Regions from separate parts of the Homo sapiens genome. Here all the other regions are linked to region 1. The links are chromatin loops, found by intact Hi-C in ENCODE. Cell type or tissue: B cell. All regions are shown on one strand. Region 1 has its middle 22 kb from the start of QPRT. Region 2 holds the start of C16orf92 (chromosome 16 open reading frame 92). Region 3 has its middle 10 kb from the start of SPN. Region 4 holds the start of KCTD13 (potassium channel tetramerization domain containing 13). Region 5 overlaps INO80E (INO80 complex subunit E).

Evidence for each region. A loop is a pair of places that touch in the nucleus more often than their neighbours do. Peaks named below come from ENCODE experiments on the same cell type or tissue, not always from the same donor. Only the 100,000 strongest peaks of a DNase experiment are listed, where the experiment ranks them.
Region 2: it touches region 1 in a loop (10-fold over the local background); 87 of 110 quality-filtered maps call a loop at or near these places.
Region 3: a loop joins it to region 1, with 4 times the contacts of the local background. A loop is called at or near these places in 8 of 110 quality-filtered maps.
Region 4: it touches region 1 in a loop (5-fold over the local background); 2 of 110 quality-filtered maps call a loop at or near these places.
Region 5: a loop joins it to region 1, with 16 times the contacts of the local background. A loop is called at or near these places in 25 of 110 quality-filtered maps.

The regions. Positions count from the first base shown.
Region 1 is chr16:29,698,746-29,703,745 of GRCh38, forward strand. No RefSeq gene overlaps it. Among named protein-coding and RNA genes, the nearest start is that of QPRT, 22 kb to the left of the region's middle. RefSeq lists a silencer at 708-882, a cis regulatory region at 1,653-2,255 and an enhancer at 3,574-3,673. In B cell, CTCF peaks have their summits at 1,932 (motif pointing right) and 2,133; DNase peaks (open chromatin) are centred at 1,946 and 3,286; H3K4me3 peaks cover 1,322 bases; H3K27ac peaks cover 1,321 bases.
Region 2 is chr16:30,019,691-30,024,690 of GRCh38, forward strand. C16orf92 (chromosome 16 open reading frame 92) reads left to right here and starts at 3,508. Exons shown (of 4, transcript NM_001109659.2): 1 at 3,508-3,714; 2 at 4,037-4,195; 3 at 4,309-4,396; 4 at 4,516-5,000. The coding sequence starts at 3,651. The coding sequence ends at 4,537. TLCD3B (TLC domain containing 3B) reads right to left here. Exons shown (of 5, transcript NM_031478.6): 5 at 4,737-5,000. It also overlaps a transcript of DOC2A not described here. In B cell, CTCF peaks have their summits at 2,015 (motif pointing left) and 2,229; DNase peaks (open chromatin) are centred at 1,353 and 2,031; H3K4me3 peaks cover 1,006 bases.
Region 3 is chr16:29,650,751-29,655,750 of GRCh38, forward strand. No RefSeq gene overlaps it. Among named protein-coding and RNA genes, the nearest start is that of SPN, 10 kb to the right of the region's middle. RefSeq lists enhancers at 2,883-2,932, 2,943-3,072. In B cell, no CTCF peak of the experiment used is centred here; a DNase peak (open chromatin) is centred at 2,931.
Region 4 is chr16:29,923,275-29,928,274 of GRCh38, forward strand. It overlaps KCTD13 (potassium channel tetramerization domain containing 13), which reads right to left and starts at 2,952. Exons shown (of 6, transcript NM_178863.5): 1 at 2,516-2,952; 2 at 1-85. The coding sequence starts at 2,759. KCTD13-DT (KCTD13 divergent transcript) reads left to right here and starts at 2,949. Exons shown (of 3, transcript XR_001752362.2): 1 at 2,949-4,408; 2 at 4,493-4,657; 3 at 4,994-5,000. RefSeq lists a silencer at 2,618-2,857. In B cell, no CTCF peak of the experiment used is centred here; a DNase peak (open chromatin) is centred at 2,987; H3K4me3 peaks cover 1,910 bases; H3K27ac peaks cover 1,785 bases.
Region 5 is chr16:30,003,580-30,008,579 of GRCh38, forward strand. INO80E (INO80 complex subunit E) reads left to right here. Exons shown (of 7, transcript NM_173618.3): 7 at 1,642-2,212. The coding sequence ends at 1,863. DOC2A (double C2 domain alpha) reads right to left here. Exons shown (of 11, transcript NM_003586.3): 6 at 3,594-3,720; 7 at 3,452-3,511; 8 at 3,206-3,369; 9 at 3,017-3,098; 10 at 2,834-2,930; 11 at 1,935-2,752. The coding sequence ends at 2,607. Among named protein-coding and RNA genes, the nearest start is that of DOC2A, 4.9 kb to the right of the region's middle. RefSeq lists an enhancer at 146-930. In B cell, CTCF peaks have their summits at 2,130 (motif pointing left) and 2,332; DNase peaks (open chromatin) are centred at 1,389 and 2,102.

The sequences.
Region 1 (5,000 bases):
GACACAGCCCAGAGGTGCCACCTGCAGCTGCCCTGTCCCCTCTAATCCCAGCTCCACCCTGCCTGCTCCCGTCCTTCCTCCAGGGGGAACATGGACACGCTCAGATGAACCCCAGCTTCTTATGCCTGAACTGGGGAAACTGAAGCCCCATGGGACCAGGGGTTCCACTGGGCATCAAGGGAGGAAAGTTGAGCCCCGGGGTGATCTGGGAACTGGGATCTGGGATCTGGGCAGGCATTGGGGCCTGACAGAGCAGAAGTGAGGAGAGGGTACCAGGAGCTGCAAACTCGGTGCCTCCAGGACCTATTCGGATAAAATAAATGGGTGGAACTGGAATAAGACAAAGTGGGGGTGCGCTGTGGCCAACTGGAAAATGCTCGTTGCAGCCACAGCGTTCCATTAAAAAAGCGAAAGGAACCTGCCTGCCTGAGTCTTAAGCTCCCCCTAAACCCAGAAATGGGTTAGCCCTCCAGTATCCTCCAGCTCTGAGAGCTGGGGCGGGCACTCCATTACTGGGGGAACAGGAAATGGATCCTGGGCACTCTAGGGCAACACACGCCCTCCTTGCAGGGAAATGGATTTCCAGGCAGGGGAGATGCATGGGCAGAGGTGGCTTGGATTGTTTGCTGTAAGATTTGAAGCTGTGATCAGGAGGTGGCTAGGAGATGGGCTGGGTCCAGACCACAAAATGGTAGATCGGAGGATTTGGACTCTGTCTCATGAGTGAGCTGGAAATCAAGCTGGAAAATCAGATAAGCTTATTCGCAGCTTCAATCCAGTCCGTTGCAGAAGGATGCATTTGAGGGGGCTAGAGCAGCTGCAGGGAGGCCAGGAGGAGCTGTGGAAGAGGACTTGAGTGTGGGTCATGGCCATGGGGTTTGGAGAGAAGTGATACAGTGTCTTCAGAGCTTCAGAAGGCAGAGGGAGTTCGATGGCTCAAGGCAGTTGGAAGAGTTGGGTGTGACTGAGGGGGTGGGGAAATGGGGCATGCGTGGCAGGCAAGGACTCTTATGCATCACCTCCCAGTCCCTTGTCCATCTGGCTACACTTCCTCTTTGCCTGGCCAGCCTAGGACCAAGCTGGGATCATTTCCCCAGGATGCCCCACAGACAATGGCAAATGTGCCCATCATAGCAGTTTGTTTAATGAAAATGATATGCTGTTGTGAGTACGGGATGTGCCAGCAATGCTGGCTACTGCATGAGACGGGAGCTAGCAGGGAGCACCTTCATCCAGGGTGTGCAGGTCCCCTTCCCTCAGTTAATGCTCGTGGGGGCGGGCGTTAGCCTCTCCACTTACCGAAGAGGAGACTGAGGCTTTATAAAGTTAAGAGAGCTGCTTAGGGTCACTCATCAATAAAGTGGTGGAGGCCAGTCATGGTGGCTCACACCTGTAATCTCAGCACTTTGGGAGGCTGAGGCAGGAGGATCACTTGAGCCCAGGAGTTCAAGACCAGCCTGGGCAACATAGTGAGACTCAATTTCTATTTTTAAAAAATTATCCAGCTGTGGTGGTGCACACCTGTAGTCCCAGCTACTCAGGAGACTGGGGTGAGAGGATCGCTTAAGCCTGGGCAGTTGAGGCTGCAGTGAGCTGTGACTGCACCACTGCACTCCAGCCTGGGTGACAGAGGCCCTGTCTCAAACAAAAATAAATAAATAAATAAATATATAAAGTGGTGGAGCAGTTTGAATTGTGTCATTCACTCATTCAATATTTAACTGAGCATCTACTGTGTGCCAGGCACTATTCTAGACAATGAACATACAACGAGTAAACAGATAAAAATCTCTGTCCTCAGGGAGTCTGTATGTTGGGGTTGGGGTGGGGGCGGGGAAGAATAGACAATGAAAAAATACTTAAGGAAAATATGTAGACACCAATTGTCCTGATGGCCACCCCTGATGGCCACCAGAGGGCACTGCAACCACGCGGCCCTCCGTTCGTCTCTAATTCCAGCTCCCTTTCCGGATTCCGAAGGCAATAGCCAAGGAGGCTATGAATACGCAGCATAGCATCTGCTCAAGAATCAACGCGAGGAGGCATTGGCAGCAGTTTTTTCTCCACCCACTTTTCCAGCCTCATCCCCTCATCAGACCCCCATCCAACTGCCCAGGGTACCCCTGTGACTTTTCAAAGCCCCGTGTACTCCAGATTCACCAGCTACTCACATTCACTCCCAGCCACCCATCCCCTCCCAAATACTGTCTGGGTTACCCACCAACCCCATCCATCCGCTCACCTGATGCCTGTCCTCCTCCTCACCCACCCACCCGCGCCCCTCGCCCCTTCCACCTGCTGTCCTGCCCACCGGAAACTGGCCAAATTGTCCCATAGATTTTTTTTTTTTTTTTTTTTTTTTTGGATAAACACAGAAATTGACATTCCTGGTCTTAAAGCTTGAAACTTAAATTTGCCTTATCTGAGTTCCTTCCCCAGGAAACTGACCCTCAGGCCTCCCAGATAGCATCAAGGAACTGAAACTCCTTTTCTTTACCCCCCTCTAATTCCTGTTTTCCCACCCACAGCTACATTTGCTCCCCACTATATAAACCCCCAATTGGAGTTTGTTGGAGAGATGGATTTGAGACTTATCTCCTGTCTCCTTGGCAGATGTCATCTGAATAAAGCCTTCTTTCCTGGCGATACTCATTGTCCCGGGATCCCAGATCAGCTTTCTGTGCAGTAAGCAATGGGACCTAGACTGAATCCCTGGCGTTTCGGTAATACACCCATCCATCCTGTCCACCCCCACCCATCCTGTCCACCCCCATCTATCCTGTCCACCCCCGACCCATCCTGTCCACCCCCGACCCATCCTATCCACCCCCTTGTGCTTCCATCCACTCATCACTCTTCCCACCCCTCCGCCCACCCACCATCCGATGCTACAGAAGCCCAGAACTGGGGCACTCAATCTAGAGGTCAAAGATGGCAAGAGGTCAAACCAGATTGACAGTGAGTCACCTCAGTGGATATGAGTTTTAGTGTGCTGAGGCCGTGAAAGGTAAAAGCATTTAAAAACAGCAAGGCCAGGCACGGTGGCTCACGCCTGTAATCCCAGCACTCTGGGAGGCCAAGGCAGGTGGATCACCTGAGGTCAGGAGTTCAAAGCTAGCCTGACCAACATGGGGAAATCCCTTCTCTACTAAAAATACAAACTTAGCTGGGCGTGGTGGCATGTGCCTGTAGTACCAGCTACTGCTACTTGGGAGGCTGAGGCAGGAGAATCGCTGAACCCGGGAGGCGGAGGTTTCCATGAGCCGAGATCACACCACTGCACTCCACCCCGGGGAACAAGATCGAAACTCTGTCTCAAAAAACAAAAACAAAAAACCCACAAAAATTAGCCAGGCGTAGTGGCGGGTGCCTGTAACCCAGCTACGCAGGAAGCTGAGGCACAAGAATCACTTGAACCTCAAAGGCAGAGGTTGCAGTGAGCCGAGATCATGCCACTGCACTCCAGCCTGGGCGACAGAGTGAGACTCTGTCCCAAAAAAAACCCAGAGCAAACAAACAAAAAACACAACGGCGAGACATTCTTAGCAAACCAACTATCTGCAAACAATTCAACGTCGGATCTTTAAAAAAATCCCGCTGTGGCATTATGCTGCGGACACATACATTAATTTATGGCTAGCCCTTCAAGACAACCAGGTGGGTAAAATTATGTAAATGTTCACCGCCTCTATACTTTGTTCCAATGACTTCCTGAGTAATTGATTGTTTTGCCAATTACTCAGCAACATTTAAGACCTGCTTCCGGAGGCCCTAAGTAGCTCAGCATTCTAAGACCGAAGTACTGAAGAAAATCTGCCTGTGTGGCTGTGAATAACATCTCCATCCGTCACTGTGCACATCAGATTTAGGCCAGATAACGCAGGCTTTATTTATTTCAGGTACGCCTTGCGCTTCAGATCATGGGACTCTAGTATAGCACCCCCAGAAAATTATCAAGGGCAAAAAAATCATAATACATACCTCTAGTTCAGTGGGTCCTTGGATAACCTCTTTCCTCTCTCCTAGTTCTTCAGCTAAAAGATTCAGGAGCCTTAGCAACAAGAAGGAGCTATCCCACAAGTTGCATTATTCTAGATATTCGGACACTTTTTTTTTTTTTTAAGCAGGAGTCTTGCTATGTTGCACAGGCTGGTCCTGAACTCCTGTCCTTAAGTGATTCTCTTGCCTTGGCCTTCCAAGTAACTGGGATTACAGCGGTGAGCCACCGTGCCAGGGTTTTGGATGCTTTTTTTTTTTTTTTTTGAGACAGAGTCTCTCTTGTCGCCCTGGCTGGAGTGCAATGGTGTGATCTTGGCTCACTGCAACCTCTGCCTCCCGGGTTCAAACAATTCTTCTCCCTTGGCCTCCCAAGTAGCTGGGATTACAGGTGCGTGCCACTACACTCAGCTAATTTTTGTATTTCTAGTAGAGATGGGGTTTTACCATGTTGGCCAGGCTGGTCTCGTACTCCTGATCTCAGGTGATCCGCCCACCACAGCCTCCCAAAGTACTGGGGTTACAAGCGTGAGCCATCGCGCCTGGCCGGATACTTTTTAACCAAAGGAAAAAGCAAGCATCTTTATTGGAATAATATATCAATATATGCAGGTAATCAGACAATACCAGTCAGACAACACTGACTTCTTTTTTTTTTTTTTTGAGAAAGGAAGGAAGGAAGGCAGAAAGGAAGGAAGGAAGGAGGGAAGGCCGGAGGTGGTGGCTCATACTTATAATCCCAGCACTTTTTGAAGCCCAGAAGGGAGATCACTTGAGGCCAGGAGTTTGAGACCAGCCTGGGCAATATAGAGAGACCCCATCTTGACAAAAAATTTAAAAATTAGCCAGGCATGATAATTTGCACCTGTAGTTCCAGCTACCCAGGAGGCTGAGGCAGGAGAATTGCTGGAGCCCAGGAGTTTGAGGCTGCAACCAGCCGTGACTGCACCACTGCACTCCAGCCTGGGCGACAGAGAGATACCCTGTCTCGAAAATAATAAATA
Region 2 (5,000 bases), 320 kb after region 1:
GTTGCCTGTGGGCCTGGGGCACGAGCCCTGGCCCAGCGTCGGGAACCAGGTTATTTATTTATTGAGACAGAGTCTCGAGTGTCACCCAGGCTGGAGTGCAGTGGTGCGATCTTGGCTCACTGCAACCTCCACCTACCGGGCTCAAGTGATTCTCCTGCCTCAGATTCCTGAGTAGCTGGGACTATAGGCACGTACCACCATGCCTAGTTAATCTTTTTTTTTTTCTTTTTCTTTTTGAGATGAAATTTCACCCTGTCACCCAGGCTGGAGTGCAGTGGCGCAATTTAGGCTCACCGCAACCTCTGCCTCTTGTGTTCAAGCAGTTCTCCTGTCTCAGCCTCCCGAGTAGCTGGGGCTACAGGCGCATGCTACCGCACCCGGCTTATTTTTGTATTTTTAGTAGAGACGTGGTTTCACCATATTGGTCAGGCTGGTCTTGAACTCCTGACCTCAGGTGATCCACTTGCCTCGGCCTCCCAAAGTGCTGGGATTATAGGTGTGAGCCACCGCGCCCAGCCTTTTTTTGGATTTTTAGTAGAGAGGAGATTTCATCATGTTGGGCAGGCTGGTCTCGAACTCCTGGCCTCAAGTGATCCACCCATCTTGGCCTCCCAAAGTGCTGGGATCATAGGTGTGAGCACCGCGCCTGGCCCAAAAACCACATTACTGAGTCCCTTCTGCTGCCTCTCACATGCCTTGTGGCTTTGGATAAATCCCTTCCTTTTTCTTAGAAGTGATCTGCATGGCGGCTCACACCTGTCATCCCAGCATTTTGGGAGGCCAGGGTGGGAGAATCACTTATGCCCAGGAGTTTGAGACCAGCCTGGGCAACATAGCAAGACTCCATCTCTGCAAAGAAAAAAAGAAGTAGGCTGGGCGCAGTCGCACACGCCTGTAATCCCAGCACTTTAGGAGGCCGCGGAGGGCAGATCACTTGAGGTCAGGAGTTTGAGACCAGACTGGCCAACATGATGAAATTCCGTCTCTACTTTAAAAAACTACAAAAATTAGCCAGGCATGGTGGCATATGCTTTTGATCCTGGCTACTCGGGAGGCTGAGGCAGGAGAATCGCTTGAACCAAGGAGGCAGAGGTTGCAGTGAGCCAAGATCGTGCCACTGCACTCCAGCCTGGGCAACAGACAGAGACTCCATCTAAAAAACAAAACAAAACAAAACAAAAAATAGGCAGGTGTGGTGGTGCACGCCTGTGGTCCCAGCTACTTGGGAGGCTGAGGTGAGAGGATCGCTTGAGCCCAGGAGGTCGAGGCTGCACTCCAGCCTGGGTGACAGATAGAGCAATATCCTGTCTCAAAAAAAGGGAAGCCATCAGCGCAGCACAGGGGAAGCAGCCCACGTGAGCCAGTCCCATAGATATTCGTTTCCCTCCTTCCCCACCCCCGCCCCGCTGCCCCCTTTTTTTCTCTCTCTGGGCTTTTTACTTGTTTAGGAACTCGAAGCGGTTCATGGCAAGTACCCCGAGTCCTAGCCCACCTGCTCTCTGCATAGGGTTGCGGCAGAGCACCTCACACGCGCAGATACACGCCTGGCTTTAGGGGAAGTCGCGGCACTGGGTCTGCAGAGTCCGCTGAGCACGCACCTTCGTTGTGAAACTAAGGAAACCCTGGAGTGTCCTTGGGCTTGGGTGGGATGGAACATGCCCGTGACAGACAGGCCCACCTGCCAATCAGAAGGGCGCTCTCCTTAGCTGGGATGGGGCCGCAGGAGTGGAAATGGCTGTTGGGAGGTGGCAGAGATGGGAGATGGGGTGGCCACGGGGGAGCCGCCGGCCACAGAAGAGGAAACGGAGGTGCAGGGAGCGGAGTCTGCGAAGGACGCGTGGATGGCCAAGAGATGTGCCTCGGAAAGGGCCGAGGGACTTCCTCTGACCAACCCCCGACGGCCATTCCCAGCCATCCGTTTTCCTGCAGCCGCGGATGCAACCTGTGGAAGAGGCGGGAGGAGGCCCGGGAGTCCGCCCCGCTGCGCCTTTCCTAGGGTGGGAGCGTGGACTCAGGCGCGGCCGCTGCTGCCACCTAGTGGGAGACGCCTGCTACTCCTCTCGGTTCCTAACCCCAGGGTCGTTCCCGGCTGAGCACTAAGGAGGGGGCGGGGGAGGACGGAGAGAGCCCTGTGCCCCTGGATCTGCGGATAGGATGCAAGGGGGAGCCTCAGAGAGGAACCCCCCCCCCAGGAAGTGTGCATTGCCCACACTACTTTTCCCCTCTGTGCCGTGATTTCCTCCCGTGTATAAGGGAGGCAAGAGTACCTGCCTCTGGGCTGGGCTTGGTGGCTCACGCCTGTAATCCCAACACTTTGGGAGGCCGAGGCAGGCGGATCATCCGAGTTCAGGAGTTCAAGACCAGCCTGGCCAACATGGTGAAACCCCATCTCTACTAAAAGTACAAAAATCAGCCGAACAGTGATGGTGCGCGCCTGTAATCCCACTCCAGGAGGCTGAGGCAGGAGAATCGCTTGAACCCAGGAGGTGGAGGTTGCAGTGAGCTGAGATTGTGCGTCTGCACTCCAGCCTGGCGGACAGAGTGAAACTCCATCTCAAAAAAAAAAAAAAAAAAAAAAAAAAAAAAGAGTACCTGCCTCTGAGGGTCAGTGCAAGAGCAAATGAACAAATTTGTGCAAGGTACTTGGCCATAAATGGGGTCCAGCCAGCATAGTAATAGGTGTTCAATAAATGCTACCTGCTGGGCATGGTGGCTCATGCCTGTAATCCCAGCACTTTGGGAGGCCGAAGCTGGAGGATCACCTGAGGCCAGAAGTTCGAAACCAGCCTGGGCAACATAGCAAGCCCTCATTTCTACAAAAAATGCAAAAATTAGCCGGGCATGGTGGCACATGCCTGTGGTCCCAGCTACTCAGGAGGCTGATGTGGGAGGATCACTTGAGGCCAGGAGTTCAAGGCTGCAGTAATCATACCACTGTACTCCAGCCTGGGTGACAGAGTGAGACCCTGTCTCTGAAAATACATAAAATAGGCCGGGCGCTTTGGGAGGCCGAGGCGAACAGATCACCTGAGGTGAGGAGTTCAAGACCAGCCTGACCAACATAGTGAAACCCTGTCTCTACTAAAAATACAAAAATTAGCCGGGTGTGGTGGCAGACAGATAAAAGGAAGGGATTTATCCAAAGCTGTAATCCCAGATACTCAGGAGGCTGAGGCAAGAGAATCACTTGAACCCAGGAGGCAGAGGCTGTAGAGAGCCAAGATGGCGCCACTGCATTCCCACCTGGGTGACAGACAGAGACCCTGTCTCCAAAAAAATGAAAATAAATAAAACAAATGTTACCTGTGGTTGATCCAAGGGGTAACCGGAGGTGTGTGGCCCTGTGCCACCACCCCAAATTGTGCCTGTTGTCCAAACACAGCTTCCTTTAGTTCGGGCTTTCAGCAAGATGGCCGTGCCGCATCCCTCCTCTTTGTAAATGCTGGGGCTGCCACCATTATGGTTTTATCATCAGCGACATTCCAGGGGGTGAAGACTGGTCCCAACCTCTCTTCTCCTCTCCTCTTCTGATGAGAGTGAGGGATGGGGGAGGGGTCCCAGCTCCTAGCACTTTCTCCCCTCACCCCAAAGTGCCATCAGAACAGCTCTGGGCTGTGACATCACAGAGCCCCCACCTCATGATAGGAGTCATGAGGCTGTGGCCATGGGTGCTGGTGTGGGTGTGGCTGGCTGCACTAGGGGCCATAGAAACTGGTAAGAAGCTGTCTTGGGAGCAGCAGGAAGGCAGGCAGCTCTGGGAGCATAAAGTGTGATGCCCACTTAGGGACTCGGAAGCCAACCCTGCACCCTCTCATTTTCTCTCCACTCTTCTCTCCCATCCTGCTGGTCCCACCTACCCCCCAACAACCGCGAGCCTTGTCGTGGTGCACCCAGCTGACCCTGAGGGAAATCAAGACCCTCCACAGCCTCTGCAATAAGGCTGGGTGGTCTCACAGGGTCCCAAGTCAGCTTCCGCCTCGAGAGATAAAGGCAGGGGTCAGCTTGGCTGTTGTCACAGAGTTTGCTTGGGTCCTAGCACCCAGACCCAAGCGTGCCACGGCGTCAGCCCTGGGGACAGAGTCTCCGCGCTTCTTAGACAGACCTGACTTCTTCGATTATCCGGACTCAGACCAAGCCAGGCTGCTGGCTGTGGCCCAGTTTATTGGAGAGAAACCCATCGTGTTCATTAACTCAGGTATGAACCAGCTTGAGAAGGGACCTCCCTCCCCGCCAGGGTCTGGAGGAGAGCAGCCCCAGACCCTTCATTGGGCCATCAGAGGGGAGTTAAGGGTCCTGTTTGTCTAGCAGGTTCCAGCCCCGGGCTCTTCCATCACATCCTGGTGGGCTTGCTGGTGGTGGCGTTCTTCTTTCTCCTTTTCCAGTTCTGCACCCACATGTAAGGCCTGCCCCCTTTCTCCAACCCCACCCACCACCACCTTCCTTGGGAGCGGCTGAAGACCCCAGTTCTAGCGGGGCAGGCTGTGACCTCTCCCCTCTGATCTCCATGCCCCACAGAAACTTCCAGAAAGGGGCCTAAAGAGCCGGACAAGGGCTCTGGACTCAACCTGAGCACCCACACCCACCTCCTCTCCTGTTGATGAGCAAAAGTTCCCTGCTTTCCTCCTCCCTGACTGCCCAGCGAGCAGCTGGGGATCCTGTCCCCTCTGTTTCCCATGGCCCAAGCCCCCCACCTCCTCCCTTCCCAGCCCCAAAGAACTTGGTGGCAAGGGCCTTGGTGGCGTTCACGCAGATCGTCTTTTATTAGCGGTCTGTAAAGCACCTCCCAGGGTCCCCCGACCCCAGATTGGAGGAAGCCTTGAGAGGTCAGTAGCACCAGGGACATGGCAGGGCCCGAGGGCGCGATGTGCAGCCGATGGTGAGGGACTGGGCGCCCTCGCCTGCCCCCGGGGTTGTCAGCACTGGGAAGGCTTGGGGGTAGCAGCCACCTCCTTCCCCCAACCCAACAGACTAGTTCAAATTTGGGTAAATAAATAAAATAA
Region 3 (5,000 bases), 48 kb before region 1:
ATTGCCCCACTGCACCCCAGCCTAGGTGACAGAGTGAGACAAAAAAAAAAAGCAAAGTTCACCTTTTTATTAGGGAGCTTTCTTTGGATGTGACTTGAAAATGTGCTCCTGCAAAATTAAGAGGGTAAATCACAAAAGAGAAGGGTGCAGACTACAGGAAATAGGAGATCCCACCCAAGAGAGAAATAACCACTGGTCCCAAGATGTAGCAGTGTAGCAACAGGGAGTGGGAGGGGAGAAGGAAGGTCACACTGGAGCAAGGAATTAGTGAAGCAATTAGAAACTCTAGGTAAAATTAAAAGAGATGTATTGTAGTAAATTTACTATGATACATTATCGTAGTAAATATCGCTAAAATTTTATATATATATATAAATATATATATTTATATAATATAACTGAACAATAGTTATATAATGCTTTTTTTTTTTTTCTGAGGTGGCATCTTGCTCTGTTGCCCAGGCTGGAGTACAATGGCACGATCTCAGCTCACTGCAACCTCCGCCTCCTGGGTTCAAGCGATCCTCCTGCCTCAGCCCCCCTAGTAGCTGGGATTACAGGCACGCGCCACCATGCCCAGCTAATTTTTTTATTTTTAGTAGAGATGGGGTTTCACCATGTTGGCCAGGCTGGTCTCGAACTCCTGACCTCAGGTGATCCACCCGCCTCGGCCTCCCAAAGTGCTGTTATTACAGACGTGAGCCACCGTGCTAGGCATTTTTTTTTTTTTTTTTTTAGAGACATGGTCTCCCTTTGTCACCCAGGCTGCAGTGCAGTGGTATCATCATAGCTCACTGCAGTCTTGAACTTCTGGGCTCAAGTGATTGTCCCGTCTCAGCCTCCTGAGTAGCTGTAAGTACAGGCATGTGCTACCATGCCTGGCTACTTTTTTTCTTTTTTTCTGTACAGATGGCACCTTGCTATGTTGCCCCAGCTGGTCTTGAACTCCTGACCTCAAGTGATCCTCCTGCCTTGGCCTCTCAAAGTGCTGGGATTACAGACATGAGGCACCACATCCAGCCCCATAATCTTAAAAACAAAGAAAATTAATAGTTTTCCATTTTAGACTCAAACTCTGGACCAGACAGCACTGATCTTGACTATCTGAGGTGATAGAAATAGCCTTTATCTGTGTTATTTGATTTGATAGCTACTAGCCACATGTGGTTTCTGAACACACTTGAAATGTAACTAGCTAGTTGCAACTGAGGGAACTAGGTTTTAAATCTCATTAAATTTTAATTAAGTTAAAGTAGTCTCCTGTGGCCAGTGGCTTCTACATTAGGCAATGCAGCTCTAAGCAAGATGAAAGAGAGAATGCCAATATTATCTACATTTAACAACATAAAAGTAAATGTACAGGTAACAGAAATGAGCAGAAGAGAGATAAAGGAAAGCCACTATCTTCATGTCACAAAGTGATAAGAATTTAGGCCAGAAGCTGTGGCTCATGCCTGTAATCTCAGTACTTTTGGAGGCCGAGGCAAGGAGGATCGCTTGAGCCCAGGAATTCAAGACCAGCCTGGGCAACATAATGAGATCCCTGTCTCTACAAAAAAAATTAAAAATTAGCTGGGCATGATGGTGCACACCTGTAGTCCCAGCTACTCAGGAGGCTGAGGTAGGATTGCTTGGGCCCAGGAGTTCGAGGGTGCTCATCTCTTTAAAAATAAGTAAATAGGTCAGGTGAGGTGGCTCATGCCTATAATCCCAGCACTTTGAGAGGCTAAGGTGGACGGATTGCTTGAGCCCAGGAAATTGATCTCAGCCTGGGCAACAGCGAAACAATGTCTCTACAATAAATATAAAAAGTAACCAGGTGCATGCCGGGCGCGGTGGCTCACGCCTATAATCCCAGCACTTTGGGAGGCCAAGGCAGGGTGGATCACAAGGTCAGGAGATCGAGACCATCCTGGCGAACACGGTGAAACCCTGTCTCTACTAAAAATACAAAAAATTAGCCGGGCATGGTGGCGGGTGCTTGTAGTCCCAGCTACTCGGGAGGCTGAGGCAGGAGAATGGCGTGAACCTGGGAGGCGGAGCTTGCAGTGAGCCGAGATCGCGCCACTGCACTCCAGCCTGGGTGACAGAGCGAGACTCCGTCTCAAAAAAAAAAAAGTAACCAGGTGCGGTGGCACACACCTGTAGTTCCAGCTACTTGGAGGCTGAGGTGGGAGGATCACTGGAGCCCAAGGTTGCAGTAAGCTGAGATCAGGCCACTGCACTCTAGCCTGGGCGAAAGAGTGAGACCCTGTCTCAAAACAAAACAACAACAATAATAAAACTCATACATAACTACGTAAATAAAGTTACAAAAGCAACTTTAGTTCGTTACAAAGGACCTGAAGAGAGGGATTTAACTGACCTGCAAGGTGGAATGGGGCTGGAGCAGGGCCAGTGGGTCAGACACCTATGATTATGCCAGGCAAAATGGATACATGAAGAAATAAAGTTATAGCATCTCCATGTAGTAATAGAAAAAAAAAAGGAATAACGAAATTAGCACACTTTTTGGGAATGTGGACCCACCAGTAGAATTGAGACTAGAAAAAGTTAAAAGCATTAGAAGTGTTCTCTTTCTGAGATCATGACTTGTTGGGGAAAGGGAAGACTTATTGTTCATGACAAACACTTCTGTGCTTATAACATGCATTAGCTTAGGAAACAGCACTTTTCTTTTTCTCTTTTTTTTTTTTTTTTTTTTTTTTTGAGACAAGGTCTTGCTCTGTCGCCCAGGCTGGAATGCATGTTGCGATCTCGGCTCACTGCAACCTCTGCCTCCTGGGCTCAAGCGATCCTTCCACCTTGGCCTCCCAAGGCGCTGGGCGCTGGGATTACAGGCATGGGCCACCGTGCCCGGCCTGGTGCTTTTCAGTGAATAAATAAGTATGTAAACTTCTCTTTTCTGACTAGACGGAAATTCCCCAGAGGACAAGGGTGGCGTGACTTGTCAGTCCTTTTCATTGACAGCGCTGTGGATGGGAAGAAAGGGCCCCTGGTCCCAAGCAAGCCCCAGTCCTGTGGCCCTGGAGGATCAGAAGGGTAATTAAGTGTCAAAGGAAAACATAGCCAGACATGAGTTACTGTGGTGAAAACAGATTTTATTCAGTAACTACTCGTGGTAGGAGAAAGAGCTGAGCTCCATTCTGATTTGTGCAGAGGTGATTTAGGCATTTAATTAGTTAATTAGTTTTTGTGGGACAGGGTCTCGATCTGTTGCCCAGGCTTGTGATTGTGCCTGTTGCTCAGATTGTGCAGTGGCACAATCATGGCTCACTGCAGCCTCGAACTCCCAGGCTCAAGTGATCCTCCTACCTCAGCCTCCTGAGTTAGCTGGGACCCACAGGCGTATGCCACTGCACCTGGCTTTTTTTTTTTTTTTTTTTTTTTTTTGAAACAGAGTCTCGCTCTGTTGCCCAGGCTGGAATGCAGTGGCATGATCTTGGCTCACTGCAACCACCACCTCCTGGGTTCAAGCAATTCTCCTGCCTCGGTCTCCTAAGTAGCTGGGATTACAGGCGCGTGCCACAATACCCAGCTAGTTTTAGTTTGTTTTTTATTTATTTATTTTTTTTAGTAGAAACGACGTTTCACCATGTTGGCCAGGCTGGTCTCGAACTCCTGACCTCAGGTGATCCACCCACCTCGGCCTCCCAAAATGCTGGGATTACAGGAGTGAGCCACCGCACCAGTGTCTCTCTCTTATAACACCAGCTAGTCCTTATCAGGCTTTGACTGTGGGCCCCTCACCTGTCTAACTTATCCTTCCCAGGAACTTTGAAGAATACTATTATTATTCCTATTTTGCAAATGAAGAAACTGAGGCAGATTAAATGCCTGACCCAAGGCCATCCAGACGGCAGGCGATGCAGGCAGGAGTCAAGCTCAGGTACCCCTCCCCTTCTGTGGCTTCCCTGCCTCCAGGCTTCTGCCAGCCCCTGTCTACCTTGGTGTAGGAGCGGCCCCTCAAAGACCTGCAGGGAGCCGGGCACGGTGGCGCACGCCTATAATCTCAGCACTTTGGGAGGCTGAGGTGGGCGTATCATGAAACCCTGTCTCTACTAAAAATACAGAAATTAGCCGGGTGTAGTGGTGGGCACCTATGATCCCAGCTACTCAGAAGGCTGAGGCAGGAGGAACGCTTGAGAACCCCAGAGGCGGAGGTTGCAGTGAGCCAAGATCGAGCCACTGCACTCCAGCCTGGACGACAGAGCGAGACTCCATCTCAAAAAAAAAAAAAACCTGTAGAGGGAAGGAGGAACTGGGGCCTGGGGAGGGCAGAGCTATTATCTCAGGAGAAGCAGGCAAACCTCTGGTGACCTCTGATGACCTCAGGGCAGGATGGGCAGGCCTTCACAACAGCTCCAGGCACACCCAGCCTCCCGTCCCTGGCCTCATCACTCCCCTCTCTGCCCTCCACCCTTTGGCCTCCTTGCCTTTGTCCACAGTTCTGCAGCCTGATACCCTCTTCCTTGTCTCAACCAGAGAAGTCTTCAGTCAATAAACGTCATCCAATGCCTACTGTGTGTCAAGCACTTCCTGGGTGCTGGGGCACTGTGCAAGCACACACGCACAGCTGTGAGGCCATGGGGCTGGCATTCCAGTGTGGGGAGAGCGACGGAAGCAAAATAAGAAAGTCCATTACATGGCGCATTTGAAGGCGCGAAGTGCTATGGGGAGAAAGCAAGGAGGGGGGTTACAGTCCAGAGGGAGGGGGGTGCGATTTTTTTTTTTTTTCCAGACGGAGTCTTGCTCTGTCACCCAGGCTGGAGTGCAGTGGCGTGATCTTGCAAACTCCGCCGCCTGGGTTCACGCCATTCTTCTGCCTCAGCCTCCTGAGTAGCTGGGACTGCAGGCACCCGCCACCATGTCCGGCTAATTTTTTGTATTTTTAGTATAGACAGGGTTTCACCGTGTTAGCCAGGATGGTCTTGATCTCCTGACCTTGTGATCCACCTGCCTCAGCCTCCCAAAGTGCTGGGATTACAGGCATGAGCCAC
Region 4 (5,000 bases), 220 kb after region 1:
CTCTCCGGCAGTGGCACAGACCCATCCCGCAGGTAATTGAGGATTGTACCAAAGTGACGGCCGCTCCGGTCAATCAGCACCCAACCTAGTGGGGTGGGGAGAGGCAGGGGGAAAGATGGCTTTGCTGCGGGACCTGGAGCTACTAAATTAAAAAAAAATTTTTGTAGAGATGGAGTCTCACTATGTTGCCCAGGCTGGTCTTGAACTCCTGGGCTCAAGTGATCCTCCCATCTCGGCCTCCCAAGTACTTGGATTATAGGTGTGAGCCACCAAACCTGGCCTAAATTATAAGAAAAAAGGATTCCAGCCAGGCGCGGTGGCTCATGCCTATAATCCCAGCACCTTAGGAGGCTGAGGCAGGCAGATCACCTGAGGTCAGGAGTTTGAGACTAGCAGGACCAACACGGAGAAACCCCATCTCTACTAAAAATACAAAATTAGCTGGGCTTGGTGGCTGGTGCCAGCTACTCGGGGGGGGGCGAGGCAGGAGAATCGCTTGAAGCCGGGAGGTGGAGTTTGCAGTGAGCCGAGATCGCGCCATTGCACTCCAGCCTGGGTAATAAGAGGGAAACTCCGTCTCAAAACAAAAAAATAAAAAAAGAAAAGTAAAGAAAAGAAGGCCGGGCACGGTGACTGACGCCTGTAATCCCAGCACTTTGGGAGGCCGAGGTGGGCGGATCACCTGAGGTCAAGAGTTCGAGACCAGCCTGACCAACATGGAGAAATCCCGTCTTTACTAAAAACACAAAATTAGCCGGGCATGGTGGCGCATGCCTGTAATCCCAGCTACTCAGGAGGCTGAGGCAGGAGAATTGCTTGAATCCGGGAGGTGGGGGTTGCGGTGAGCCGAGATCGTGCCATTGCACTCCAGCCTGGGCAACAAGAGTGAAACTCCATCTCAAAAAAAAAGAAAAGAAAAGAAAAGAAAAGAAAAAGGATTCCAAAGCCACAAAAAAGTCTGAATACTGATCTGTCTCAAACCTGTGCCACAGCCAAGAAATCTCTTTAAAACATCTCCAGCGAGTTCTCCCTTAAGTTTTTATACATATTCAACCAGATAATTAACTCATCCATATCTGGTCTACAGTCAGAAGGCTCTCACCATGAGAAAGTTCTTGCAGAATTACCTTATCAATAAACTGTTAACCCCCGAAGTTAATTCTCACCATCCTATTTAATTAAAATGTCTACCTCCCCCCGTCCAGTTCACTGCCATTTTAACTTTTATATTCTTCATAGAGCTTACTATCAAAAAAAGAAAAAAGAAAGAACTTACTACTATCTGCAATTGCATATGCATATACATTTTGTTTACTTGCTTATTGGTCTTCTGATCTCCCACTTCCCTAAAAAAAGGGAATTTCCATAATTTTGTCAGGTTCATTTACCTATCTCCAGCACTAACTGATATTTTACAAATACTTATTGGACAAATGAATTCTTCCCTTTTTTTTTTTTTTTTTTGAGACAGTCTCTCTCTGTCGCCCAGGCTGGAGTGCAGTGGCGCTGTCTCGGCTCACTGCAACCTCCGCCTCCCAGGTTCAAGCGATTCTCCTGTCTCAGCCTCCCGAGTAGCTGGGCTACAGGCGCACACCACCACGCCCGGCTAATTTTTGTATTTTTAGTAGAGACGGGGTTTCGCCATATTGGTCAGGCTGGTCTCGAACTCCTGACCTCAGGTGATCCACCGCCTCGGCCTCCCAAAGTGCTGGGATTAAAGGCGTGAGCCACCGCACCTGGCCGAATTCTTCACCTTTGATACTTGAAGGCAGATCTCCGCCTCTCAAATTTTTATTCTCCTGCTCTCACAGTCCTCGTTAACCCCTCCCTTAAGACTCTCCCACTCCCAAACTCCAAAACTTCAAAGTCTCACTTGGGCACGAAGGGTCCATACTTGAATGCAACACTCCAAGAAGGTAAGGTTCACCTGCCAAGGAGACCTGTCCACCCTCCACTCTGGTGTCCCTGGCAAACCCAAAGCAGCCTCCTTCTGCAATGTGTGTATACAGGTGGATTCCTAGAGTGTACAGGGACCTGTGTCAGGGGAACACAGAGGCAAACAAGATCTCCCAGCTCTCCTGGCTGGCTGTGAGCAGTTCTGAAGCAGAGAGGGAAACAAAAGGCTGGGCAGTCGGAAGAAACTGAGGAAGGCTGCCAGGAGTAGTACTGCAGGCAGCAGGGCTAGTTCCCAAGTCTTGAGCTGAGGGGTGAAGGGTGGGAGAGGTGGTCATGAGGATTATGAACTGACACGTTCAATCACTTACCACAGCGCCTGGCAGTTAGGGGTTCCGTAAGTGTTGGTTATTGCTGGGGGTAAAGGATTGGGGGAGGAGAAGAGAAATTATGAATGAGAAAGGGGAGGAGATGGGATGTGGGGGCTGGAGGGAGCTGAGAATGAGTTGACTGGACAGTAGCGGGCAGAGAGAAGGGGCATGAGGAGCCCCGGTGGTGAGAGACTGCGGGGAACGGGAGTTGGGGGTCTGGGGTGGGGGCACGGTAGGGGCGCCGCTCGTACCTCCGGCATCGGTCAGCACCTCCACGCGGCCGCTGAACATGGCTTTGAGCATGGTGTCCTGTCCCGTGAGGGTGCGCAGCGTGGTGTAGTGCAACGAGCCGCCCACGTTCAGCTTCACGTATTTGCTGTTCGGGGTCAGCGGCTTGAGACCGTAGGCGGCGGGGCCAGGCTCGAGACCCGAGGGCTTGGGGGCTTCCAGGGACGGGGCCGCGGCGGCAGCCGGGCCCGAGGCCTCCGCCGACATGCCGGGTAGCAGCGGCGGACGGCGATCCCAGGATCTCTCCGCGCCCTGCGGCCTGCTCCCGAAGACCCTCGGCCGGCCCCCAGCCCTTGGGCCAGACCGCTCGGCGCACACGCCCACTCACCGCAGCTACTCTGCAAGACCGGCCCTCCGCCCCATCTCGCTCGCACCACCCGGAAGCCGGCGCCGGGCAGCTGCGCAGGCGCGGCCCCGCCCCTGAATGGGGGCGGGGCTGCGAGTATGGAGCATGCGCAGTGGCCTCGCTGGGGGATCCCGTAGAGGTTTGGCGTGTGGCCTGCGGGTTCCCCGGGCGGGTCGACGTGCGCTCCTCTCTGGTCTCGAGTCACCAGGACCAGATCGAGGATGCGGCCGACCCCCTGCCCGATGTGGAAAGCGAAGTCTCCACCTCGTGATTGGGTCTCTGCTGTCAGAGAGCTTCACGAGCTTGAGGGGAAACAGACAGAGAGGTCTGGGCATTGGGCAGTTTCCCGCCTCCCAGCCCCGCGCACTGAACAGACTGTGACCAGAACTGCGAACAAAGCGCGGAGGGAAGCTCTTAAAGGAGGCCAAAGCGGCCGGGCGCTGTGGCTCACACCTGTAACCCCAGCCTGTAAGCCTAGCTACTCGGGAGGCCGAGGCAGAAGGAGCGCTTGAAGCCAGGAGTTGGAAGCTGCAGTAATCCGTGATCGGACCGTTGCACTCTAGCCTGGGCAACATAACGTCCTTTGAAAAAAAAAAAAAAAACAGAGGCCAAAACGGGTAGCAGTGGTGCCCGGGCACCAAGGATGGAAGGCCTCTCTGAGGAGGTGATGCCGAGCTGAAGCTGGGAAGCGGATGTGAGGGAAGAGTTCCAGGCAGAGGGAAGGCAAATGCAGAGATCCTCAGGCAGGAACACTGAACTGTTCTCCGTATTTGAGGAGCAGAGGGCGTGTCAGTGGTGGCCGCAGCAGCTGAGCAAAGGTCTTAGAATCCCAGCTAATGTCGTGGGACCTAGCACCCAATCCCAAAAGAAAGAAGAATAGATAGGAACCCACTGTTGACAAGAAGGTGCACTGAGAAGTGTTTTTATCTGACCCGATCTGCATCCAGTTTAGAAGCCGATACATCAGGGATTTAACAATCTGTCTTAATGTCTAGCAAGGGGGGTTGCTGGAGGGAAAACACAGAGTCAGAGTTCTATCTTCAGCCCTGCCAGCAGGTCCCTGGGAGATGCTAGACGAGTGACTTTTCTCTGGGCGTGGTTGGTGTAAGGGATGCACACGCAGGAGGAAGGTCGGAGTGTAAATGTGTGACCTGGGCCTGTTACTGGGTATAAATGGGCCTGTAGTGACCGGGAGCTCATGTTCTACCAAAGGGGTTGCCAATTTTCTGATTTCGAGTGTGGCGGTGTAAAAGAGAAAAGCAACTGCTGCCAGCTGGGAGCTGGTTTGCACCCTCACTCCAGAAGCCTTGATGTTGCTAGGAGCTGACCTGGCACCAACAGCACGGCCATGGTGGTGTCCTGTTGAGCAAAATAATTTCACAAAAAACATCAGACAAGGTCACTCTCTGACTGATCTAGAAAAAGACCATTCCATAATAAAGCCTCAATACAGAAACAAGAACATTGTCCAAACCACAAAAATTACCAACACAATCCTCTCTCCCACAGCGTAAGTTACTGCTGCTTTTTTTTTGGTTGTTGTTTTTGTTTGTTTTGTTTTGTTTTTGAAATGAAGTCTTGCTCTGTTACCCAGGCTGGAGTGCAGTGATGCAATCTTGGCTTACCACAACCTCCACCTCCAGGTTCAAGCGATTCTCCTGCCTCAGCTTCCAGAGTATCTGGGATTACAGGCACCCACCATCATGCCCAGATCATTTCTGTATTTTTAGTAGAGACGGGGATTCACCAAGTTGCCCAGGTGAGTCTTGAACTCTTGACCTCCGGTGATATGCCCACCTTGGCCTCCCAAAGTGCTGGGACTACAGGTGTGAGCCACTGCACCTGGCCACTGCTGCTTCTTTACCAAGTACAGTTTTAGCTTGATTCATTCCTCCCATCTTCTAGATAAGAATTATTAAGATAACCAAAAAGAATTATCCCTACTTCCTGATAGCATCCAACCCAGAGCAAATGCCCCCCTTTTTGGACCCGCCTAGGAAGTCCCCTAATGAAAGTTCCAATCCTGTAATAAGTCCTTTCACACATGTTCTTGCTGAGATGTCTGTGGTGTTCAGCCTCCCTTGTTCAACTACAGGTGCTTC
Region 5 (5,000 bases), 300 kb after region 1:
CCAGTGCTCACCATGCGACCTCAGCGTTGTCATTTCACTCTTTAAGCCACAGCTCTCTTTCTCCATTCAGTGGCGGCATTGTGCGGAGAATGTGAGTGAAGGGATGAAAATCGCTCGGCCCGTGCCTGGCCCCTAGTAAGCCACAGAGAAATGTGAGCCGCTGCCAGTCAGGCTGAGAGGACGCCACTGAGGAAGTCCAGGCCAGGGTGGGACATGCTGCGCACAGTGGGGAAGGAGAGGAGGTGGCCAGAGGAGGGGATGGTCCTTTCCAGTCATACACGCATGTCTGCTTGTGTGTGTACATGTGGGGGCCTGGTGCAGGGCGTGGGGGTGCTGTTCAGAGTTGGACCCCCCATCATCCATCCTGCCAGCCTCCTATACCCTGAGGCCTGACCCACCCTGGCCCCCACACCACCCCAGCAGCGGAGATGAGGGTAAGTGAGGGCTCCTTAGGAAGCAGAGAGGAGGCCACAGGGCCAAATGTGACACTCAGAAGGGCCACTGGAGACCACGCATGGCGTTTCCTGCCAGCCCACTCAGCATCTAGCCCAGGGCCAGACTGGACACTGCCCCGCAGGACCCAGCAGGCCTAAGCCTCAGGACCTCCATGTCCACACCAGGTTCAGCCTCCTCTGCTGGCACGTGACTTCTCCCCGTTTCCCGCCCCCCAGTGTCCTGAGGCTGGGAGGGCATTAACAGAAACCACCTGACACACAGCAGGTGCCCAGTTTGTGCCCACAGACAAAGCACGGGGACTGCAGAGGAGACCCACAGAGCTCTCTAGGGAGGGTTTGTGAGGACCTGGCAGCGGGGGGGAGCTGAAGGGTTGAGCAGGGCAGAGGCCACTTCCCACCCTCAGAGGACAAAGCAGGACTTCTGACAAATAGAGCAGGATGCCCAGGGGGAGGGGCTGCCTGTCGTCCCGCAGGCGGCACTCCCGCCCCGAGGCCCCGAGTGGCACGGTGACGCGCTCAGGTCTGTGTTTTAGAGCGCGCGCTCTGGCTGCCGTGCGGAGGAGCTGGATCTGGGAGAGGCTGCGGGCAGGGAGTCCAGTTAGGAGGCTGGGACCGCAGCCCAGGTGAGCTAAGAGGAGGGCTGGGCCTAGGCCACAGCTGCCGGGACCCCGAGGAGGGGCCCATCCAAGACATAATACAAGCTTCTTGGGGGCAGATAAGCCGCTGGGGCTCCTGGCTCAGGCAGCCTGCAATACCCTCCACCGAACCAGTGAGTGCCGCAGAAGAGGGAGAGGAGGAGTAGGGAGAGGAAGCTGGTGGCAGGTGGCACCTCCGGGGCCGGCAGGCAGGCAAGCACTCCAGGCCGACTCCGCCTCTGGCTTAACCCCTGTCTCAGGGCAGCCCAGGCGCCTCCCTGGAGAGGGCAGGTGCCCGGGCCTTTCCCTCCCGGTTTCCTGTGAGACACCCCCATCCCCTCATCTCACCTCTATCACCACCCCCAGGCACTTGCTGGTTTGAGGCTCTCGAGGGGCTGAGGGGGGCAGGCCCTGAGTGCAGCATGGGTTGGCCCAGCTGTGCCCAGGGCCTCTTCCCCCTCCCCAGAGCTGCCCTGGGGGGCAAAGCCTAGTCTCCTGAGGCCCCAGTGCCTCCCTGACTAGTCCCCCTGTGTTTCTTCCCCCTGCTGCAGATGGCGGTGGGACCCCCCGACTGCCCTGTGGGAGGGCCGCTGACCTTCCCTGGCCGGGGTTCTGGGGCTGGGGTCGGGACAACCCTGACCCCCCTCCCACCCCCTAAGATGCCCCCCCCCACGATCCTGAGCACGGTCCCTCGGCAGATGTTCAGCGATGCAGGTAGCGGGGACGATGCCTTGGATGGAGACGATGACCTGGTGATCGACATCCCGGAGTGACCGTGACATCACGCCATGCCCACCACGGCCCCGCCCGGCGCCCTCCCCGTGCCAGCACACACGAGTCCAGCTTCCTCGGAGGTGTTTATTGATGCCCAGCTGCCATGCTCCGGCCACTGACACAACCAGAAAAGGCGTAAACATGCACGGGTGTCCCCCAGGAGGGTGGCAGGGGCCCTGCCTTCAAACCCCGGCCCCCTCCAGGGGACAGTTATTTAAACGAGTGGCCGGGAGCATCTGCCACCTGCTGGGGAGGCAGAGACCCTGCAATGGCCACCTCTTTAAAAGGGCAGCTGTACAGGGCTAGGTTTTTTCAATGAAGTTTCTGTATTAAAGGAGTGGCTCTGGGTTTGTTTTTTGTCCTTTTTTTTTGAGACATTCTCCTCCTCTGAACCTCCCCTAATCCGACCTCCTCCCTGTTGGGGGAGAGGGACGGGGCAGCGTGGAGAGGCAGGAGTGAGGAGCGCGGGGGCCTGGGGCCGGGCTCTGAGCACTGCCCGGGTGTGCAGATGATGGGGGGTTTGCATATTTGCAGGGACTAGCGAGTCAGGCAGGAGGTTTGCATATGTGAATATAGAACTCCGCAGCCCCTCATGAGCAGACAGACCCGGGTCACGGAGACTCACAAAAATAGGTAGTGCAGGGTGGGGGCAGCCCACCCTGTGTAAACGTGCAACACACTCGTGCGAAGGTTGGGTACTGGACCCGGCTCGATGGGCCTGTGCCGGGACACTGCTGTCCACTCAGGCTGAGGACAGAGCCCCGGCCGCAGGGGGCAGCTCACTGGTCAGGGTGTGCCAGCGCTCCAGGGCTGCGTCCGGCTGCTGCAGGCAGTCACTCCAGTGCTTCCGAGCCTCGCCTCGGGCACCTGGCCCCAGGGACACGCCACCTGGGGAGCAGGTGGGCAGGGTCAGGGCCACCTCCCTGCCACTTGCCCGCCCTCAACACCCGCAGCCAGCTCCTCCCTCACCAATGAAGTCATTGGATTTGCCAATGTCATAGTCCCAGACGGTGACTTCCAGGGTCTTGGTGGCCAGAGTGGAGAGCTCTATCTCGTAGAAAAACTCCTAGGGACAAGGCCGGCCACCCGTTCGTGAGCCAGCTCCCCAGCCCCTCCCTGGCCTCCCTCCATGTCCCGTCCCCTCCTGGGTACCTCGTTAAATTCTGGGTTGAGAGTCTTCTTCTTCACACACGTCTTATGCTTGGATTTCTTGTCCACATCGGGCCTCAGGTACCTGGGGGTGGGGTGGAGGGAGACGAACTGAGGGGTGAGGGACAGGCCAGGCCCAACTCAGGCCAGGGCAGGCTCCCTGGGGAGGAGAGGGTCAGAGCAAGGGCTCACGTCTTGACGTAGGGGTCCGAGTAACCGTTGACGTCCATGGCAGCCAGATGGGCGCAGCGCAAGATGCCTACCAGCAGTCCCCGGCGCCGCGAGCTGTAGCTGAGACTCAGCAGGATGCGGCCACGCTCCTCCAGCAGCCCCTGCCCCTGCTCCGCCTGCTCCAACTGCGGGGCACAGACTCAGGGTCAGCCTGGGCCCCTGCAGCCTCCCACCCACATGCATCCCCATCCCCATGAGGTGCCTCACCTCCTTCAGATAACAGGAGATGCCCCTCAGCGCCGCTGACATGGAAGAGGGGGACGCCAGCTGAGGGGGCAAAGAGAAGGTTCTGGAAGCCTGGCCTCCCCAGGGCCCCCTCCCCTGGCGCCCCTGCAGCCCCCACACAGACCGGGACCTGGCGCTCGAGGCAGATGTTAAAATGCTTCTTCTGCGAAGGCTTGAGGCGGCGGAGGGGCACGCGGATCTCCCCAATAAACTCATTGTGACTCAGCTTGTCCTCATCACAGACGGCGATCCTGGTCGGGAACTGCAGTGTCAGGGCCCCTGGGGTACCTGAGCCCCGTTCCGGGGTGTAGGAAGGGCCTTGGACCAGCCCAGCTCTGCCCTAAACACTACGTCTCATCTGGAAGACAGGCTGGCACTTGAGAAGGACAAGCAGATTTGCCCATTCCTCTGTCCCTCCCTCTGCAGCCACCCGGCTGTCCCTGGTCCATCAGGACATGCTCAGCCATTGTGGGAAGCCCTCAGAAATCTTGGAGCACGCTGCTCACTGCCTCCATTCAGGGCCTGGGGGCAGGAGCCGAACACCACGGTGGATGTGGCCATAGACACAGGCCGTGAGAGCTAGAAGGGCCTTGGAGCCTTGGGCAGCCAGACCAGTACCCCACGCCTCCTCGGGAACCCCCGTCCTTTTCCTGCATGCAGCAGAGAGCCAGCCCCGCAGGGACTCACTAAGAAATGATTGCTTTCCAGCCACCTGTCCTCCTGCAGTCCCTGCCCTGCCTCCGCAGTGACCCACTACCAGGCTGGGCATCTGTGGCATGGAGGATGGGCAGATCCCAGCCCTGCCACTTCTGAGCCACCTGTGTGACCTTGGGCAAGTCACTTGATCACCCTATGCCTCAATTCCCATCTGTAAATGGAGATAGTCAAGGGAAAGAAAGAAATGTGAAAATGCTAAGCCTGGGCTGGGCCCTGGTGAGCGCTCATTTTTTGGTCTCATTCTGGTTTTGGCCTCTGGCCTCCCCTCCATTCCACCCGAATAGCTGAAACCAAGGTGGCCTCTCTGCTGCACAGCCCTGACCATCAGGGAAGGTCCCAGCTGCAAATCCAAGCACAAAGGCAGAGGTCTCTCCAGAGCCTGGGTTTCGCTGCCCGCCACCTGACTTGAGGGAGTACTCTCCCTACATCTCCATCTCCTAGGATGACGGAGCAAGTTCCCTGTCCCTGAAGACTTCACTCCTTAAGAGATTTTAGGGGAACTCAAGGCACGGAAGGGGCAGACCAAAGCTGCAGAGGTCTGGCTTAAGCCAAGGGCTCTGAGAAGGGGTCTCGGCAACCCAGGAACGTTTTTGGGAGGGGGCAGAGCTTGGACTGAACCTCAGATGAGCGGAATTTAGGCTGGCAGGAAGGAGCTTTCCAGATAGAAAACAACAGGAAAAGTTCAGGAGTTGTGGAACTGGCCAGTTGGAAGAAGGGAGTCCTCTGTTTGAGGGGCAGAAGATACTTTTGTTTTGTTTTTGAGATGGAGTCTCCATCACCCAGGCTGGAGTGCAGTGGTGCGATCTCGGCTCAC